2 separate regions of the Homo sapiens genome follow, and region 2 is linked to region 1. A link is an interaction called in ENCODE POLR2A ChIA-PET data of the cell type or tissue named here. Cell type or tissue: CD4-positive, alpha-beta T cell. All regions are shown on one strand.

What was found. Peaks named below come from ENCODE experiments on the same cell type or tissue, not always from the same donor. Only the 100,000 strongest peaks of a DNase experiment are listed, where the experiment ranks them.
Region 2: POLR2A ChIA-PET joins it to region 1 with 7 read pairs; 3 of 35 experiments call an interaction of 5 or more read pairs at or near these places.

Annotation. Positions count from the first base shown.
Region 1 is chr7:158,901,122-158,905,121 of GRCh38, reverse strand. It overlaps DYNC2I1 (dynein 2 intermediate chain 1), which reads right to left. Exons shown (of 25, transcript NM_018051.5): 9 at 3,306-3,383; 10 at 2,527-2,746. Among named protein-coding and RNA genes, the nearest start is that of DYNC2I1, 47 kb to the right of the region's middle. In CD4-positive, alpha-beta T cell, no CTCF peak of the experiment used is centred here; no DNase peak of the experiment used is centred here.
Region 2 is chr7:159,005,014-159,009,013 of GRCh38, reverse strand. LINC00689 (long intergenic non-protein coding RNA 689) reads right to left here and starts at 660. Exons shown (of 5, transcript NR_024394.1): 1 at 1-660. In CD4-positive, alpha-beta T cell, no CTCF peak of the experiment used is centred here; no DNase peak of the experiment used is centred here; H3K4me3 peaks cover 893 bases; H3K27ac peaks cover 349 bases.

The sequences.
Region 1 (4,000 bases):
AAACAACTCCATCCCCAATCCTTTGTAATGGACACAAGTCATTCCTCAATCCACCTCTTCCCCCTAAGGATTTCGGTGGCTTCTTGTACATACTTACCTGTGTATTTATTTGTTTGTATATTTATTTCTACTGCATCTTATCGTCTTTTCATTCCTTTTGGATATTGGTTTGCACTTGCCCTCCCGTCTTACGGTTTTATGAAACTCAGAGCCCTTTCCCACACATTATCTCATCTGATCTTCACAACAAAGCTTTACGGCCAGCAATGCAGAGGGTGTGGCTCTGGAGGATGCCTGTCTGGGTCAGGGGCCTGAGCTCAAGTCCCAGCACTGTCCGCTACTTGCTTCATGACCATGGGAGGTTACCTCATCTCTGCATCTCAGTTCCCTTATTGCTGGACATCTGCCGTACAGGACTGTGATAAGGACCAGACCACAGGAGGCCACATTTATGAGCAATTAGAAAGCACCACACAGACATTATAAGATGTGACTGTTTTTAAAAATGAGAAAACGTTTAAAGTTACAGAATTAAGACTTGAATAAAGACATCCCTGGAGCAGAGCGCACACCTCTGTGCAAGTCATTGGCGCTCAGCAAAGACTCCTTCACTGACCAAGTGGACCATTTACCTTTTGGAAGTGTACAAAGGCTTTCAAACGCCATGGTGTAACTTTAGTGCACGGGAAAAAGTTATTTACCAAACGGTTTCTTACTGCCCTAAAAAAGGATAAGGCGTGCAGTTTATAACCAAGTAGTCCAAGCACCACAGGGTGTGGCAGAGTACAGCCAAGGAGGACACAGAAAACAAACCGGTGCTTAGCACTCAGAACGTGCCTGGCACTCCTTTAAGCACCTTCCATGTTTAGCTTGCTTAATTAATCTTCACAACAACCCTAAAGAAAGTCTGACACTCATTTCACAGTTAAGGAAAATGAGGCACAGACAGGTTAAGTAACTGCCCAAGATCACACAGCTAGTCAGTTATCTGAAACCCCGGAGTCAGCATGGCTCCGTGATTCCTGCTTCAGCACAGACTGTGATGTCAACACTGTGCTAGTCTTTACGACCGTCCACCTGTGCCAGCTCAACATTAAACAGGGCCAAGAAAGCAGCTCCAGCTTTACCTGGAGCAATGTGTATGACAGTGAATAACTCCTTCAAATAAGAAATATGCCAAAAATAATCTCATATTGAGAGTTGTAAATTCTAATCTTGTAAATCAGGCTAATAAAGATATAACACTAAGCATAAATGTTGAAAATGAGTAACAAAAAAAGGTTATTCAAAGATCTGCTAAGAAAACCAGTAACGTTAAGAATAAAATCCTGCTCGCGTCTCAGCAACTCCAGAGCAGACAAGCTTTAATGCTGTCAGGAAATCCTGTGTGCTGGTGGCACAAAGACCCTCCCTGTGTGCAGCGCTACCCCACGGGGAACTGAGGGAAACAGTCCCTGAGCCTCAGCCAGGCGATAGGGCTGAAGAAGGGGCAGATCCTTACCTCTACCAGGACAGGTGCCCTTTAGCTATAAGTTTAAAGAACGCTCTATCAGCACTGCCCAGCTGAGTTCTGCCACCTCTGTAGCAGGCACAAAATGTGAGACAAAGAATCATTCTGCAAAACCTTCATTTGTATTAGTGCATCATATTAATTACTAACTATAATTAACTGCATCAATTACTGAATATTTTACTAGATAATTTAAAGTAGTACGTCATCAAATAGTATTTTAATATTATCCTATTTTATCCTCAGTGCCCATGTTTTATCAGAATGTCAGTTTTCCTTTAAAGCAATTTGAAACATTAATTCCTACTCTCACAAGTAACATTATATCCTGATGCCAAGAATTTGGAGAAAAAATACATTTCTAAATTTAATTTAAAAAGGTCCTTGTAGGAAAAAAAGAATGGATCAAGAGCATGCTTCGTGTCAGGCTCAGTCCAGCTGTGTCCCAAGACTTGACAGGCACCTCAACCCCTCAGTCCCCACGTGCCTCATGAAGGCACTCATCAGTGGACACTGCCACGCCTCCAGGGAAAACCATGATGATTCCTCTGTGGAAACTCAAGGAGCACATCATCAGGAAAAATAAGAGCATGTGCTCACAGACGGATAAAACGCTGGTTGCAAAGAAAACATGAGTCAGGCTTCCCACTGAGGAGGGCCACAGCATCCTCAGCTCCCACTGAGGAGGGCCACAGCATCCTCAGCTCCCTCTGGAGAACAGGAGCATCAGTGCTCACTGAGTGGGGCCACGGCACCCTCAGCTAACCTAAGGCCTGGGTGCTGAGCAGAAAGTGACGTGCAACTTCTCTGTGTAAGAGAATTCTGGATGGGCTCGTGCTCAAGTCTTCAGGGGCCTCCTATGTGGTAGCTGCAAGGGCATGGCACCACCAGCATGTGGAAGATGTTACTGCTCCACCCACCTTATTAGAGTAGGCCTGTGTGTGACAGCATCTGTGAGGGCTCAGTACACAGAGCCCTAAGAGCACGGACACCATTAGTAGCATTGATTTGTTTACCTGTCCTGGGCTCCTTTTCAAATTCTGTTCTACCTCGCTTCTGAAACAGTTTCAAAGATAACTCGCCAATCCTTTCATTTTCTGCATTAATAGCTCTTTGAATTTCTTGTATTTCCTTTTTTTGAGCTAGAGGAAGTTCTTCCAGTTTTTCTCTTGACTCAGGTTCATTACTGCTTTCATCATCATCACCATCACAAACCTCAAAGTCATCTTCATAGTCCTGCAAACAATAATAATCTTTTGGAACCCTTTAAGACAAACTGACTTTCAATTATCCCTCATACTGAACAAAACATGACACTTTATAACTTAAAACAGACAATGTCCTTATTACAGCTAAGAAAGATATTTATAGTTCCCTGATTTTAATGTTTTTGAAGGTAAATTTATATAAACTGCTACCTTTATTTCTCTAAAAATAAATCACACAATACAGAACCATATACAGAAGACCTATCAACTATCATCACGTGCAAACATTTGTGCTGAGAATGTGAAAGTGTATGTATTTTTATAGATACCTATGTATACATCTTTTTATGCACTGCACTTAAATATGAGTTAAATTATAAAATCATTTAATTACATCATATTGGTAAGTATTAGTAGAAGTATAGCAAGCATTTTACAGGTAACAGCTTGACCTAAATCAACCTAGCCAGATATTGAGTATTAGGATTAATAAAAAGAATAAAAAGGACATCAAATTACTATATATAAGCTGATTTTTAAGAATAAATGATTTTTAAGCTAAGGAAAGTTTTAACTTTTATACATACTTCAAAATCATCTTCACAACTGGCTGTATATGCATCAGCTCTAGCATTTTCTAAATCAGTTTCTTCCTTTTCAATTTCCTAGAGGTAAAAATCAAACACAAAACCAAAAAATTCAATCATAAAATTGAATATTGCAAATAGATTGGGAAAACATATATGTTTTCTGACATTCCTTTGATGTTGCTAATTTTAAACTCTAGGTATTTGTAAAACTAATATAATGTTAAATTCCTTTAAGAAATACCCTTGCTAACTTACAGGTAGGACCAAAAAGAGAAAACAGTAAACATCCTTTTTGGGAAACCTCTATAATTCTGGTGGCTAAAAATTTTTTAAGTGTTTTACAAATAAACTTCAAATGTGCAGCAATCCATTTCTTATCCATGAATATATTCCCCGCTGAATGGTGCTCAGCTTATCTACACCATTAAAGACAGTGTAGCTGTAGTGAGCACTGTGGCTCACACCTTTAATCCCAGCACTTTGGGAGGTCAAGGCAGGCAGATTACTTGAACTCAGGAGCTGAAGACCAGCGTGGGCAACATGGCGAAACCGCATCTCTACCAAAAATACAAAAAATTAGCTGGGCATGGTGGTGTGCACCTGTGTTCCCAGCTACTCCAGAGGCTGAGGTGAGAGGACTGCTTGAGCCTGGGAGGCAGACGTTGCAGTGAGCCAAGATCGCGCCACTGCAC
Region 2 (4,000 bases), 100 kb before region 1:
TGGTTTGACATTTAAAGTAGTAACTGGCATCTTCTGAAATATATTTCTGGTCTTTTGGGACTTCATCATTTTCCTGTGAAGCTTGACCTTTCAAATCCAGTGAACAAAAGTCCTGAGATTTGTAATGCATCACACCTGTGACACTTTGTCACCCATCAGCATTTTTGGCGTTGGCATTTTCCGAGTTTGCCTGATTTCTGAAGACCATGCAGATAACAGGTTCAGCTCCCAGATTCTCACTGCACGCAACCAAAAGAAAAAGCTGCAATATCATTTCAGCTCCTTTAGATGAGACGTGAACTGCAGTTCTTCAGGCTCTCCAAACCAACAGCTGGCTGCACAGCAGACTGATGGCGCCAACGGTGATGGAGACCTCAGGCAGCTGTAGGGCCAGATGCCCGGGGAAGGACGTCCTGGGACGGTCCCTCTTGGTGGAGTTGGGAAAAGAAGCAAGAGTCCATCCCCTGTGAGAACAAAGGGTTAGAGACTGAGGAAACCTGGGACACAGCAGCCCAGGGGCATAGCCATCTCACTGACACACTGGCTCCCTCCAGCAGACACTCCGCAAGGGTGTCCTGGACACACCGGCTCCCTCCAGCAGGCACTCCGCAAGGGCGTGCGGGTCCTGGAAACCCCTCCCTGTACCAACTAACATCTCATTTCAGCAATCAGATGTCCCAGATTCTAACACAATATTAAAATACAGAAAGTACCACCCGCTTGCCCTCTTAGGAGACCCCTAGAAAGCTCTGGAAAGCCCAGGGCTGAGCGGCAAAGCCAGGAAGAAGAGACACCAACAGCTGGACAAACAAATCCGCTAACAAGCATTGGAATCGCAGGCTCAGAGCCAGATGGCCTTAGAGACCTTCCTAGCAGTTTTCAGGCTGATAGAACATTTTGTTCAAATAAAATTGAATGTGGACCCCGGTTTATAGAATAGACTTGTTGGCCTGATTGATGGAGGATGAAAGCCCCCTGACTTAGTCCAGCCCAGGAGGGAGACCCTCAGAAAGCAATTTGAAACAACTGCATCTGGTCCACCCTCTTTTCACCTCAAAGAAACAGCCCCAGGAGGCCACGGGACCTGCCGAGCATGAAGTCTGGCAGGCCACGTAAGCTTCACAGGGCAGGTCTGCAGACCCTGGCCCTCAGCAGCCGGAACCAGCACATCTACTGTTTTGGTTTATGTGCTGTCAGCCAAGAAAGCTGTTTCGTGATGATTACTAATTACGAGCTTGGATTTTCTCGCCAGCTGGTTATGGAGCAATTATTACGGTGCCTGCCTCACAGGGCCTTATAAGGATTAAAGTAAGTGTGTGTGAGCTCCAGAGGGGAAGCCACTGGAAAGACCCCCTCACTGTCAGCGCTTGACCCCTCTGCACCCGCCCTCCCTGGCATAGCTGGGTCCTCTGTCTCTGCACCTGCCCTCCCTGGCATAGCTGGGTCCTCTGTCTCTGCACCCGCCCTCCCTGGCATAGCTGGGTCCTCTGTCTCTGCACCTGCCCTCCCTGGCAAAGCTGCGTCCTCTGTCTCTGTGCCTGCCTGGCCCTCTCGCCTGGCCCCTCTGCACCCGCCCTCCATGGTATAGCTGGGTCCTCCGTCTCTGCGCCCGCCCTCCCCAGCGTGGCTGGGTCCTCTGTCTCTGCGCCCGCCGGCCCTTTCTCTTCTCAGGCTCCTCTTTGTCTCATCTCGTCATTCCCATCTTTTGCTCTTTCTCACGTCTGTTGTATGTTTGTTCCATTTACCATTTATCTATCTTTCACTGTTAATCAATTTTAAATACAAATAACATTTTGTTTCCTTAAAACATTTAAATTTCACTGTTTTACATTTAAGTGAACACAATCTATCCACCTCCATGGTCAAGGTCGTTCAGAAGCAAACTCTGTCCTCCCACCTGACCCCTCTGAAGGCCGTGGACTCACACGCGAGGGTCCCCGTGCCTGACTGTGCAGCGCTGACTCTTTCCCGGGCCCCTGAGCAGGCCACGTGTGAGGCTGACTCATCAGGAGCCCTAGACACACGCCTGGAGCCCTAGACACATGCCAGGAGCCCTACCTGCCCTGAGCACCTGGCCCAGGCCACATAGCCCACACAGGTGGCAGGACTCCTTTCCTCCGTTTGATCTAACTTGGTTTTTCCATGTCTTTCTGGGCAAAATGAAGACAAAACCAATCGCCACCAACCTCCCTCTGTGGCGGGAAGGAGTCGCAAGTGTGGGTGTGATGACACTCAAAGGAGAACCTCAGGAGCCCAGATAAAGCCAGCAGCGCGCGGGAGGCCGTCCTCTTCCTGAGGAAGCCGGCAGCGCGCGGGAGGCCGTCCTCTTCCTGAGGAAGCCGGCAGCGCGCGGGAGGCCGTCCTCTTCCTGAGGAAGCCGGCAGCGCGCGGGAGGCCGTCCTCTTCCTGTGGAAGCCGGCAGCGCGCGGGAGGCCGTCCTCTTCCTGAGGAAGCCGGCAGCGCGCGGGAGGCCGTCCTCTTCCTGAGGAAACCGGCAGCGCGCGGGAGGCCGTCCTCTTCCTGAGGAAGCAGGCAGCGCGCGGGAGGCCGTCCTCTTCCTGAGGAAACCGGCAGCGCGCGGGAGGCCGTCCTCTTCCTGAGGAAACCGGCAGCAGGCGGGAGGCCGTCCTCTTCCTGAGGAAGCAGGCAGCGCGCGGGAGGCCGTCCTCTTCCTGAGGAAGCCGGCAGCGCGCGGGAGGCCGTCCTCTTCCTGAGAAAGCAGGCAGCGCGCGGGAGGCCGTCCTCTTCCTGAGGAAACCGGCAGCGCGCGGGAGGCCGTCCTCTTCCTGAGGAAGCCGGCAGCGCGCGGGAGGCCGTCCTCTTCCTGAGGAAGCCGGCAGCGCCCGGGAGGCCGTCCTCTTCCTGAGGAAGCAGGCAGCGCGCGGGAGGCCGTCCTCTTCCTGAGGAAGCCGGCAGCGCGCGGGAGGCCGTCCTCTTCCTGAGGAAGCCGGCAGCGCGCGGGAGGCCGTCCTCTTCCTGAGGAAGCCGGCAGCGCGCGGGAGGCCGTCCTCTTCCTGAGAAAGCAGGCAGCGCGCGGGAGGCCGTCCTCTTCCTCGGCCGCAGGCACCGGAGCGCGGGAGGCCGTCCTCTTATCTCAAAGCCCCGCTGCCTCGTGGGTGATGTCAAAGTGCACATTTTCAAATACTGTTTTTGTTCATTGATTGGCATTCAAGGGTCACAATACGACCACAGTTGCTCGGGTTGATTTGTGAAAGAGAACACACACAGAACAGTCCTCCACACTGGGTTCCACCGGGAAGGAACATGTGCCTCTCCCGGGAAGGAGCACAGGGCAGCTTTCAGTTCTTCATCCTGCCCCCAAATCAACAGACACTTCACTGGTTACTCAGGTTTTTTAAGTCCTTTTTCAATTTCCAAAGGACAGGTGGGCTCTTTGTGGATAGAAACAGACTTCGATCACCTACGTGAACCTGCATGTTTAAAAGCCCAGATAACTACACCTAGAAAAACGCAGGTCCCAGGACCAGACCTACTCCCACCCTGCAGCCACAAGGGCCTGTGGTCTCCACACACCGGAAAAACGATTCCACATCTTGCTACAAATCTTAACTCCAGCCAGATTTTCTTCTGTGCCATGGGGTAGTGGAGATGAAGCTTGGAGGGATTTATGCAAACGCACAAGGAACAGTGGGAATGAAATGGCTCAGCTCAAACCCTGCTGGGGGCAGATGTCCTCTCCGAGGATCCAGTTATGTCACGGTTCCTGCCCTTAGTCAGGTTTTAGCTTATTCATCCATGTCTGCTCCCAGTGCTTTTTTTTTTTTTTTTTTTTTTTTTTTGAGACAGGGTCTCACTCTGTGTGCAGACTGGAGTGCAGTGGCACAATCTCGGTTCACGGCAACCCCCCGCCTCCCGGGTTCAAGTGATTCTCATGCCTCAGCCTCCCAAGCAACTGAGATTACAGACATCCACCATGACATCTGGCTAATTTTTGTATTTTTACTAGAGATGGGGGTTTCACCATGTTGGTCAGGTTGGT